2 separate regions of the Homo sapiens genome follow, and region 2 is linked to region 1. A link is an interaction called in ENCODE POLR2A ChIA-PET data of the cell type or tissue named here. Cell type or tissue: PC-9. All regions are shown on one strand. Links, peaks and the distances in the headings refer to the core of each region. The heading gives the core; the rest is flanking DNA. Region 1 has its middle 150 kb from the start of VANGL1. Region 2 overlaps CASQ2 (calsequestrin 2).

The links. ChIA-PET counts read pairs that join two places held together with the same protein. Peaks named below come from ENCODE experiments on the same cell type or tissue, not always from the same donor. Only the 100,000 strongest peaks of a DNase experiment are listed, where the experiment ranks them.
Region 2: POLR2A ChIA-PET joins it to region 1 with 8 read pairs; 2 of 35 experiments call an interaction of 5 or more read pairs at or near these places.

What each region holds. Positions count from the first base shown.
Region 1 is chr1:115,494,262-115,499,639 of GRCh38, forward strand. No RefSeq gene overlaps it. Among named protein-coding and RNA genes, the nearest start is that of VANGL1, 150 kb to the right of the region's middle. In PC-9, for the core only: no CTCF peak of the experiment used is centred there; DNase peaks (open chromatin) are centred at 1,540 and 3,050; H3K4me3 peaks cover 1,248 bases; H3K27ac peaks cover 3,529 bases.
Region 2 is chr1:115,703,326-115,708,703 of GRCh38, forward strand. It overlaps CASQ2 (calsequestrin 2), which reads right to left. Exons shown (of 11, transcript NM_001232.4): 9 at 1,867-1,967. Among named protein-coding and RNA genes, the nearest start is that of CASQ2, 63 kb to the right of the region's middle. In PC-9, for the core only: CTCF peaks have their summits at 3,684 (motif pointing left) and 3,892; DNase peaks (open chromatin) are centred at 2,526 and 3,696.

The DNA.
Region 1 (5,378 bases), core at 286-5,285:
ATGTCAACAGCAGGCTTAGAACCCTGGCATCCCAGCTCTCCATCCCAGAGCAGGAAGCAGAAGCCACATGTGATGAACTAAATAGAAGGAAAAAGGGAAGTAGGTGGAGGGTAGGGGGGCTGTTTTGCAGCCCCTGCTGTGTCACTGGGCAGTCGGGTGCCCCTGCACAGGTTCCTTCACCTCTGCAGCTTTGGCTGTAAAATGAGGGGTATTGGAGTGTCAACGGAGCAGAATTTGGAAAATTCACAGGCTTTTAGGGCTAACAAATTTAGGTTCAAATTCCTGCCTTGTCATTGACTGATGTGTGTGACCTTGGGCAAGTTAACTAACCTCTCTGAGCCTCTGTCTCCTCATCTATATAACTGGCACAATAACCTATAACTCACAGGTGTCCCTAGGATTAAATAAAAAAGGGTGAGCATCCAATATGTTGTTGCCCTATGAATCCTGGGAACTAATGAACAGCAGATCAGGGCTGGCTGTCTGGGCAGCCAGATGCCCCAGGAGCCTATGTCCTGGGCTCTAACTTGGCCTGGGAAGGGCACCCCCCAGGGCTCTCCAGCATCACAATGATGATGGCTCACACTCCCAGGGTGGCTCTCCATTTCATAGCCACCCCACCCAGCACACCCCAAAGCACAACCTGAGGCCCCACCTAAGAGAGATAGGGTCTTCTCTCCCCTCAGGATCCATTTGCCCTCTTCGTGTTGCTTTCCACGGGCTCCCAAGTCTCCTGCCTGTACCCCCTCATCACAGGCCCACAGACTGAGGGCTCAGTCTCCTGCCCACAAACACAGGCTCATGCCGCAAATGTGGATGACCACAAAATGCTTGAACATATGTGCACCTTTACATGTATGCACATCAGCATTCACATGTTTTCTCATGACAGATCTCAGTAAGCACTCTAGGTGGGCTATACACACATGTGTGCAAACGCTTACACACAAAGCCATGCCATGCCCTTAGCAGACCTGGCACCGGCAAGGTTGAAGGCTACACTGGGCCCTTGGAGAGCTGCCCAGGTATGCTGCTCCCAGCTTTATCTGAAGAGCTGCCCCCAGGTGTGCTGGTCCTGGCAGGGCCTGGGGAAGGGGCTGTGTGCTCCTGGCAGGGTCACGTAGGTATAGAAGGGACAGGCTGGGAGAGAGCTGATGGTCTGAGGAAACACAGAGAGGGGGATTACAGGTCTTTGCTCCAAGACAGGGCAGCAAAAGTAGTGTCAAGACTGGAAGTCTTGCAAATCACACCAAGATAAAACAGACCATCTTATTCTTTGTGTAGCCTCTGAACCGGGTCTCTAGAGTCAGGTGGTTGGCAGAAAAGTCTCTGGGATCAGATAGATCTTTGAGTGCTCCCTCTGCCCATTAACGCAATCTTGGGCAAATGACTTAACCTCTCTGAGCCCCAATTTCCTCCTCAGTGAAACAGGAATAAGAAAACCAAATATATAGCAAATGAGTATTCCTAACATCCCAAAGCCTATCAGATGCGCCTGTTTCACATTCTCATGGCGTTTGTACATTCTCGCACACATTTACATGCATAATTTATTTCTGACTCACCCATTAGGCTGAGCTCCTACCCCACCCCACCCAGGGCACTGTGGAAATAGATCTGTTTTGCTCATCATTATAGCCCCAGCGTCTAGCACAGTTCCTGGAGCTTAGTAGGTGCTCATGGACCAAGAGAGTAGCATATAATTCAGCAGCATAGCACAAGACAGACCTGGATGCAGTCGGTGATGGCTGCTATTATTGTCATTATTAGAGAGGTGCTGCTCTCTGAGAATTATTTCCACACCCTCACCTCCCACAATCAGTTCTCCTCGACTGCCTCTTCCTTGCATCTAAGCTCTTCCTATGGGTGACCCAAATGCCCCCAGTAGCAAAGCTAGCCCACTTCCTTTCATTTTTGCCCTGGGACAGATGAGGAGCAGTTTCTACACTTTCAGGGCTTAAAGACCCCATTGAGGTCCTCCCTAAGTCTCTTTCTTTCCAGAGATTAAAAACTTCTCAAATTCTTTTATTCCTTCCTTACAAAACATGTCCCATGCTTCTTCAATTACCCTGTGGTTTCTCTGGAGGTTTTAAGATCAGTAGCCATAAGCTCCCCTCTCCCCAGGTGCCCAGAAACCAAAGGGCCTTCAGCCCACAGGAGATGTGTTATTGGGTTCCCCTAGTTCCCAGCCCAGTCTGATGCTCCTGGCTCTGTCCAGAGGCCACAAGCCCACAGGACACCCCAGCCCGCCTCCAGCTTATTGGAAGTTCTCCTGTGCCCCAACCTGCTCAGTCTGGTCCCCACTTTTAAGGCAGAGTGTCTAGAGTTGTATGAGATCAAATCGGACAATCTTAGAGCCAAAACAGACCAACCTTGCTCCTTGTATAAACTCAGAAACTGAGACCCACAGATGTCAAGTTCATGGGACTAGTTTTGGCAGTGCTGCTTCAGGACTGGAGAGATGGCCTCAACCAGCTGGGACACAGAACAGCCTGGAGGCCCTGCCGCCAGTTCTGCCCTCCCTTCTTGCTTGAACCCATCTCACAGACCCTCTGCCTTTCTGCTTTCTTCTTGGCCTTAACTCACCTGGGCCTCAGTAAGAGGTGAAGACCCCTAAGAGGAAGGGCTCTGACCATCTTCAACCTTGATTTGATGTCTGGTTATGTCCATAGGGCCCTGAGTCTTTGGGGCCCTGGTATGCCCTAAATCCAGTGCCTAGAACAATGTAGAGAGAAGCCTGCCCTCCATAGAGGGCCAGTGATGCTGGCTCTTACATGACAAAGACTGTGGTGCTGGCCCTCTCCCTTTCCCCCTCCCCCAGCCAACCCTCTCCCAGGCCCTCTGACCCCATGCACCCACCCACCCACAGGAGCACATCCACTGTGCCTGTTTCTACCCAAAACAAATCATCAACTCCTTCCTCTCCTAATCAGTCAATAGGCCTGTTGGTTTGAAATAAAAAGAGTTTCACCTTCAGCACTGCCCCCACTCAAAAAAACGTCTAGATCCAGATAAAGATAAATTCCAGTCACTGAAGCATAACAAGTGACTCAGACTCAAGGGGATGGGCAGACACTCCAATCACCCAGGAAATTCCGAGGGTTTAGTTACCTCCCAGGAACTGGACAGAGGCTGGTAAAGTTAATTCTGCTCTATACAGGGCACTCCTAGCCTTTGGACATGGTTCTTATATATGCCTAAGATTTGCAGGAGCCAGTGTGGTGGAGGGATAGGATACCTAACTCGATTTCCCAATACGTTTGACCATTAATATCAGCCAACAGAATCTTCATAACAATGCCGGTGTTCTACCATATTGCAGTATGGTAGGTGTCACCTGAAAAATAAGAGTCTAGATATGAGCACATTACTAGAGTTTCATTCAGTCATTAATAATTAGTCCAGTCTATCATCATATCATATGACCCAAATGTCTCCCAGAACAAGGCCACTCAGGTTTGCAGGCTTCCATTCAGCCTCATCAGGCTCCAAAAAAAAGGAGTGGTCTCCACAGTACATGGCTTCACCCTTTCAGGCACCTGGAATAACTAACCTGAGACAGTACCACCTTTTGCTCCAGTCTTCTCAATATATTAATGTAATATTAGATTTCCCTCATTATATAACCTGTTTATTTATTTCTTTACCCCCATCTACTCCTTCTCTCCACTTACAGCCAAACATTTCCACCTTGGTGAGGGACATTAGGTTAGGCCACTGTGCTGGTCTAGATTGCTGGCAGCAATACTGGTCTAGGAAGTGGTCTTCCTCAGTCCACCAGTCACAGGCTCTGGGGTCCCCAGACCACCCTCTCTTCTGACCAGCTGGTTTCAAATTAAGGGGTTCCCACTACACTCTCAGGTCTGATAATTTGCTAGAACAACTCACTGAACTCAGGAGTTCTACTTACAGTTACACTTTTATTGTAGGAAAAGAATACAAATCAGAGCCGGCCAAAGGGAGAGACATATAGGGCAAGCTCTGTAAGGGTCCTAAACGCAAAGCAGCTGTGTCCCTGGTGGGGAAAATGTACCACTTTCAACCCAGGTTTTCATAGGCAGTGATGTCCACTGCCCCTTCTGGACCAGTGTGTCAGCACCTGGGGCACCGCAGGCCTCTGTACTGCTTAGCTTGACCATCCTTGGTCTCCCGTGTCATTGCTGGCATGTCTCTGACCACCACTGCTGGGCTATACTTGTGAACAGACCCCTGCCCAACCTGGTTACCCTCCATTACTAGGCCATAAAGCACGACCTCCTCATGGTCACTCCTCCAGGCTCTGGTAAATTCCCTGGGGGAGTGGGCAGAGACAGGAGTGGGTGGCCAGCTGGAGGTCGGTGTGAGAGCACACAGCCTTGCTGTTCTCAGGAGCAGCCTCACTCTGCTGAAGCCTCCTTGTCCTTGGGCTCCAGGACCTCAGCATCTTCTTTCCATGTGTTCCATCCTCTAAGATTCTGCCTCAGCCCCTCAAAAGCAGAGATCCCTTTTTCCTCCCTCACCCCTCAGTGCTCACTCTCTGAACATGCCTGGACAGTCTGAACCCCAAGACTGTACAGTATGGCCTTTCCTTCCTCTGGGTCACTCAGCCAGGACTGTGTGCTGGGGACTTAGCCTTGCACATGCACAGATTCCTCATATGTTGGCTCACAATTTGCTGAGATGCCTGATGAATGCTCTCTTAACCCTTGAAGTTATATTTTCCATAAGATGCCCCAAAATATCCTTGCTCAATACAAATGGAAAAATGTGAAGCCAACATCATATTATTCTTGGTTATTTTCAGTTGTGCTTTGATGGAAAAATAAGTTATTTCTTACATTAGGCCTTAACCTACAGCTATTCTGATTACATTTCTGAGAAATGGAGTTTTTAGGGACTCATCTCATGTTTCCTTTTCTTTATCCTTGGGTTAATATAATTACTATATACATTTTATGCTTGCAAGCTATTTATAAGAACTGAAACTTTCTCTAGGAAAAAAACACAAAGGTCTTTATGATTTGGCCCCTGCATACTCTTACAGCCCCATCTTCATTCACACCCCCACCTATCCATCCCTCTACTTTCCCCAAGTTCTTTAATGGGCAGCCTCAGTAGTGCTTCAGAACACAGCGCAGGATAGGATGGGCTCTGGTTTAAATCCTGATTCTGCCTTTAATTGGCCATAGAACATTTGGCAAGTTTCCAAACTTTTGTTTCCTCATCTGAAAAAGTGCAGATAACAGTACCTATCTCACCACAATGAGATACCTCTTCACACACATTAGGATGGCTATTATTTAAAAAAAAAGAAAGAAAAGAAAATAACAAATGTTTGCGAGGATGTGGAGAAATGGAAACTTTTGTGTGTTGCTGGTATGAATGTACACTGCAAGCTA
Region 2 (5,378 bases), core at 55-5,054, 210 kb after region 1:
GTTTTAAAAATACCTTATCTTGTGCTACATGAGATAGCTGGGAAAGCCATGATGGGTCATAAGTTGCCAAGTAAGAAGAAGGCTTCTTCATTCAACCAGGCTTGGACTCCATGTGGACAAATCTCTGACTGGGGCAAAAATAAAGGAGCAAGGGGCCACAGGATTTTTTTTTTTAATGGAGATGTCCAGTGGTAGGAAATCTCCCACGCAAATATATGGCCTAGTGGGGACTAGGGATATTCAGGAATCTGGAAATCAGAATAGTCTGAAGATTTCTTCTTTGCAAAAACCAAGGCAAACACATAGAACTGGCCAGAAGAGAGTCTGGGCATGGTGGCTCATGCTTGTAGTCCCAGCACTTTGGGACTGGAGTCCAGGAGTTTGAAACCAGCCTGAGCAACATAGTAAGACCTTGTCTCTACAAGAAATTTTAAAAATTAGCTGGGCGTGGTGGCACATTTCTATAGTCCCAACTGCTCAGGAGGCTGAGGCAGGAGGATTGCTTGAGCCTGGGAGCTTAAGGCTGCAGTAAATTGAGATTATGCCACTGCACTCCAGCCTGGGTGACACAGTGAGACCCTGTCTCAAAAAAAAAAAACAAAAAAAAACTGGCCAGGAAAACTGCAAACCATCTGCAAGCTTGTATAACAAAATAGTCAGATAAACTAGAAACACAACCAGGCAGAAGCTATATCAACAAAGCTGTACTGTATGCAGTCTTATATGGCCATGACTTTGTTATAATTACCCAGTGCTATGACATTGGTCTCAAGTGTCATGGAAGCCTCTGCCTTTGATTCACCCCCTCCTCTACATAGGGCTGATTTTCAGGACCCTTGAGATCCCTCTCAATTTTCTCTATTTAATCACAGTATCATCAGTCATGACCTATGCAACTAATGATAATTCCTGGAAGATAAAGTCATCATTCATAACCTAATGATAACTAAACTTGTACTGATTACTTCAATAAGCATTTACCTAAAGCAGTCGGTAGACCAGGCTTTAGCATCATGTAGACCTAGATTGGAATATCACATCTATCACTCACTAGCTTTAACCTCCCCAGCTATCATTCTCTCCACCTTGTGACAGGGATTATAATAGTACCTACTTCACAGGGTTGTTGAGAGGATTCGCTGTGATGAGGCATGTAAAGTATTACTCTAGTTCCAGGCATACAGTAGAATATATCAGCTATGCTTATTATCAGTACCAGTACTTATTATCAGCACCAGAACCAGTACCAGGGTTCAATACATGTAGTGTACAAATGCTGTTTATTCTTTTTTAAAAACTAAGTATAATCAAAAGTTTCGGGCCATTGATCATGCACACTAGCAAAAGTGTGGACTTGAAGTTTCTTTCACATTCATCGTAGGCTAGACACTATGCTAGGTCCTGGGGAGAACACGATGAACATGACAGGCACGCTCGCTTTCTCTCCACAAAGTTCTGAACTCGCTGAAAAATGTTCATCTCTGATTTTTATTACTTAGTAATTCAGGTGGCCTCAGAACGATGGTCCCCACCCAGAAAATAAAAGTAGTTCTGGGGACTGGGAATGGAGTGATGAGGGGCAGCTCTGGAGCTGCTGCCGAAGGAGTTTACCCTGCTCACTTGGGTGGGACCCCGAGGGTCAAGGGTTTTCAACTCCTGGACTCCAGGGAGTAAGCCGAATCCTTTCAGGGTCAGCACCAGGCCCCAAGTTCAATACTGCCCCAAGGGCCAAGACCTCCCACACTGGGTGAGGACCGCCACTGGGTTTCTTCAAGTGCCCCTGCCTATTTCACCTCCTCAGATGCTGAACGCAATCATGAGGTTGTGACAGCAACTGAGGGTGGGGCGCTGGCTGGAGCCACTCACCAGAGGAAAGTCGTCCGGGTCGATCCACAGGATGCTCAGATCGGGGTTGTCAGTATTGTCCCGGGCAACCTGTTTCAGGATCTCCAGGAATTCGTAGCCATCTGAAACAGGATTCAAGAGAGTTGAGTAACCCCTGCACATACACAGCTTCTAATGTGGAGAGCAGAGTGTGATTTTTCCACGAGGACTTCTTAGGACATTTGGTGCTCACCCTCAATTATAGGATTATTCTATAGAATGAGTCAGATGAGAGCTCCAGGCACAGAGCAGATTATACAAAGGAAACAATAAAAAATTTGAACAAAGGATTAAAAGTTCACAGAGAACTGGCTGGTTTTTCACTGGAAGCCAAACTTCATTTGTGAAAACTGCCCAGCCTTGGGTCAGAAAGTCAGTCACGGAACAGAGAAATTCCTGCCTGTCCTTACTGATCCTGTGCGATCTCTTGAAACAGATGCTTTGCTGTCCCCTAGAGTCCCCAATAACATTTGCTCTAAGGACCAAGAATGTCTAAGCCTGGACCCTTAGTTTTCTACAACCAGGAATTGCTAAAACCTTCAAACCAAACGAGCTTCTGATTTACAGTTGGTTTCACAGCTCTGAGATAGTAAATGGGGCTTCCCTCCCTCCCTCCCTCCCTATTTCCTTGTATACTGGGCCCTCCCTCTGTTCAGTCAGCAGCAGTCATTGCCCCAGGGGTGGGATGATTCCTAAGAAAAGCAGAGAGGAGCTTTATAAGCTTCAAGAACACAAACTTGTTAGCTTTAAAAGCCTAAACCTTGAAGGACTAGGAGCATACAATTTTTGCCATAAACAAAAATTTTAGGAGAACGTTTAGTAAGAGATAGCATACTCTCAACCCTCAGCACCACTCCCCAGCCCCCAGCTAGAAACAGAAAAAATAGTTTAGATTCTGGAAGGTCCCTGAGAATAATAAACTGTGCCTGTGTGTGTGTGCGTGCGTGTGTGTATGTGTGTGCGTGCGTGTGTGTATGTGTGTGTGCGTGTGTGTGTGCACGCGTGCATGTGCAGAAACACAAGCCATGTGTGCATGTGTGTCCACGTACAGAATCTCCATTGTTTCAGGGAATCCCAGAGTATAGAAGACCCATGATTTGTTTCAGAATTAAACTCAGGCAAATGAAAAGATCCCAGAATCCCTTAGAGAACCCCCTAGTATAGGAGCACTAGGGCAGAAAAGCCTGTCAGAAGGCCCCATGGAGTTGTCTTGTCATTCTGAGGAACTTGAACAGGTAACGATGACCCATACCAGATGTGCACCCCACTCAGATATGCCTGGGAACCAGAGAGACCCTGGATCCCTTGGGATAGTGGGGTTGGGGTGGAGGACCTTAATTATCAGCCCCAGCTTCCACCACTCAGTGGTATACACTCAAAATTGAAATTTAGGTTCAGTTCTAAATAATAAAGTTACATTTCTTGCATAGCTGAATTTGTGGCTTGAAATTTATACGTTGAATACAAGTAACTCACCAGCTACTTGGGAATTCAATTAACTGTGCTTTCTTTGCACAGTTTTTCTTCTTTTGTCTGGAGTCTCAGCAAACTTGAGCTCCTCCCTATGGCCTCTGTTTAGCAAACCTCTCCTCTCTCCAGGAATGCTAGCTTTTGTTTGGCTCTTTTGGACTCTTGGTAAAAGTTTTTTTCTACACTTCTTTATCTCTAATGCATTCCAGGCAAAACGCATACTATTCTTAGCAACTCTACTTTGAGTTTTTGAGTTGGTGTAGTCACTGTTGCTAGCTCACACTGAAGATTCAGGCTGAGCCCCCTTAGGCCTTATTACCTGGGAAGCACAGCGACCTCTAGTGGAGAAATAGTTCCTTTTTTTTTTTTTGTCTGTTGCCCAGGCTGGAGTGCGTGGTGGGATCATAGCTCACAGCAGCCTCGACCTCCCAGGCTCCAGTGATCCTCCTGTGTCAGCCTCACAAGTAGCTAAAACTACAGGTGTGTGCCACTATGCCCAGCTAGTCTTTTAAATTTTATTGTTTTATTTTGTGCAGACAGGGGTCTCACATTGTTGCCCAGGTTGGTTTTGAACTCCTGGGCTCAAGTGATCCTGCCTCAGCTTTCCAAAGTGCAGGATTACAGATGTGAGTCACTGTGTCAGGCCTAGAAGGGGTCTTTATGGCCGGTGGCCACTTCTTGCAGAAATACAGAGTGGACCTCGGTGATCTTTTAATCCGTGCTCATAACCATATTGCAAATGAGATTATGACAAACACCGGAGACTGACAGGGCCCTAAGCATTAGACTTCATTTATCTGTCATTGCAGGGCTGGGGGTGAGGTGGGGTAGGGGCATTACTCCTGCTGCCTGTAGGTGGAACTGAGAAGGTCCTGCCCCTCCAGTGTATCACTGACTGACGTGTGGACACTATGGGTCGTCCTTTGGCCATGTGTCTGTCACAGGAGAGGGAAATATGGTGCCACCTTGGTTATCTGTAGAGATAGAAATCATAGTACAAAGACCACAAGGAGGAATTCCTCCAAAACAACTTCAGTTACTGTTTTTAGCTGCAGAAAATAAAGAAATGATAATCAATGAGGTGACACTGCCAGTACTTTGGAAGATGAGAGAGAGTCAAATGTAAAAGGGACATGACAAAACTGAAATTCACAGAGAGGATGAAATGCAAAAACACAGACTCAAATGAAAGTAGAAAGTAAACTTGTGGTGCAAGAGACTGATTCACATAAAGGAAAGGAGAGTCTAGGCAGGCACAAGTGTTGTGGAGGGACAGGATCTGTGACCCAGAACTATAAGCTGAATACACAACGGAGCACTGTTGTTTTCTTATGGGAAAAACTCTCTTAACATTGAGATTCATCAAAAGGAATGTGGTATACAAGAACTTACCTACTACGTTCCTATTTGACATTCTAGAGCAGGTTAAGAGATGAAAAGAAAAACTGAACTGTGCAAGAAAAATCAAATGGGTTGTAGTTTTTTTGTAAACGAGTGAAGTCAAAAGTGTGGCTTAATGCCCATTTTCAAGAAAATAAAAGGTTTTTGTAAAGAGAATATTCTTTGTGTCTATGGAGAAGCAAAGAAATCCCAAAAACCATTCCCAGAATAAATTAATAAATAAGGTTGACATTAAAGCTGAAAAAGTTTCCTCTAGATCCAAGGGCAGGTTTCTGATGTTCAGGGTGATGAATTCTGTAATGGACAATGTCTCTGACCCCAAATACTTTCAATGACAGAACAGAGCCCATTCTTCAGGGAGTCAGCCCAGAATGGCCCTTAAACACACAGACTCTGGGGCCAAATGACCTTGGCCAAGGTCGTGGATGTACCCTTAGAGTGTGACTTAGAGCAAGTTATTTAATGTTTCTCTCCTCATCTTTAAAACAGAGATGATGAAAATGATAGCATCTACTTCGTCGGGTAGTTGTGAGTTAAATGAATCAGTATCTCTGAAGCACTTGGACAGTGCCTGGCATATAGTAAGGTTTAGCCATTATTTTACTTAAATTACCTGACATTCT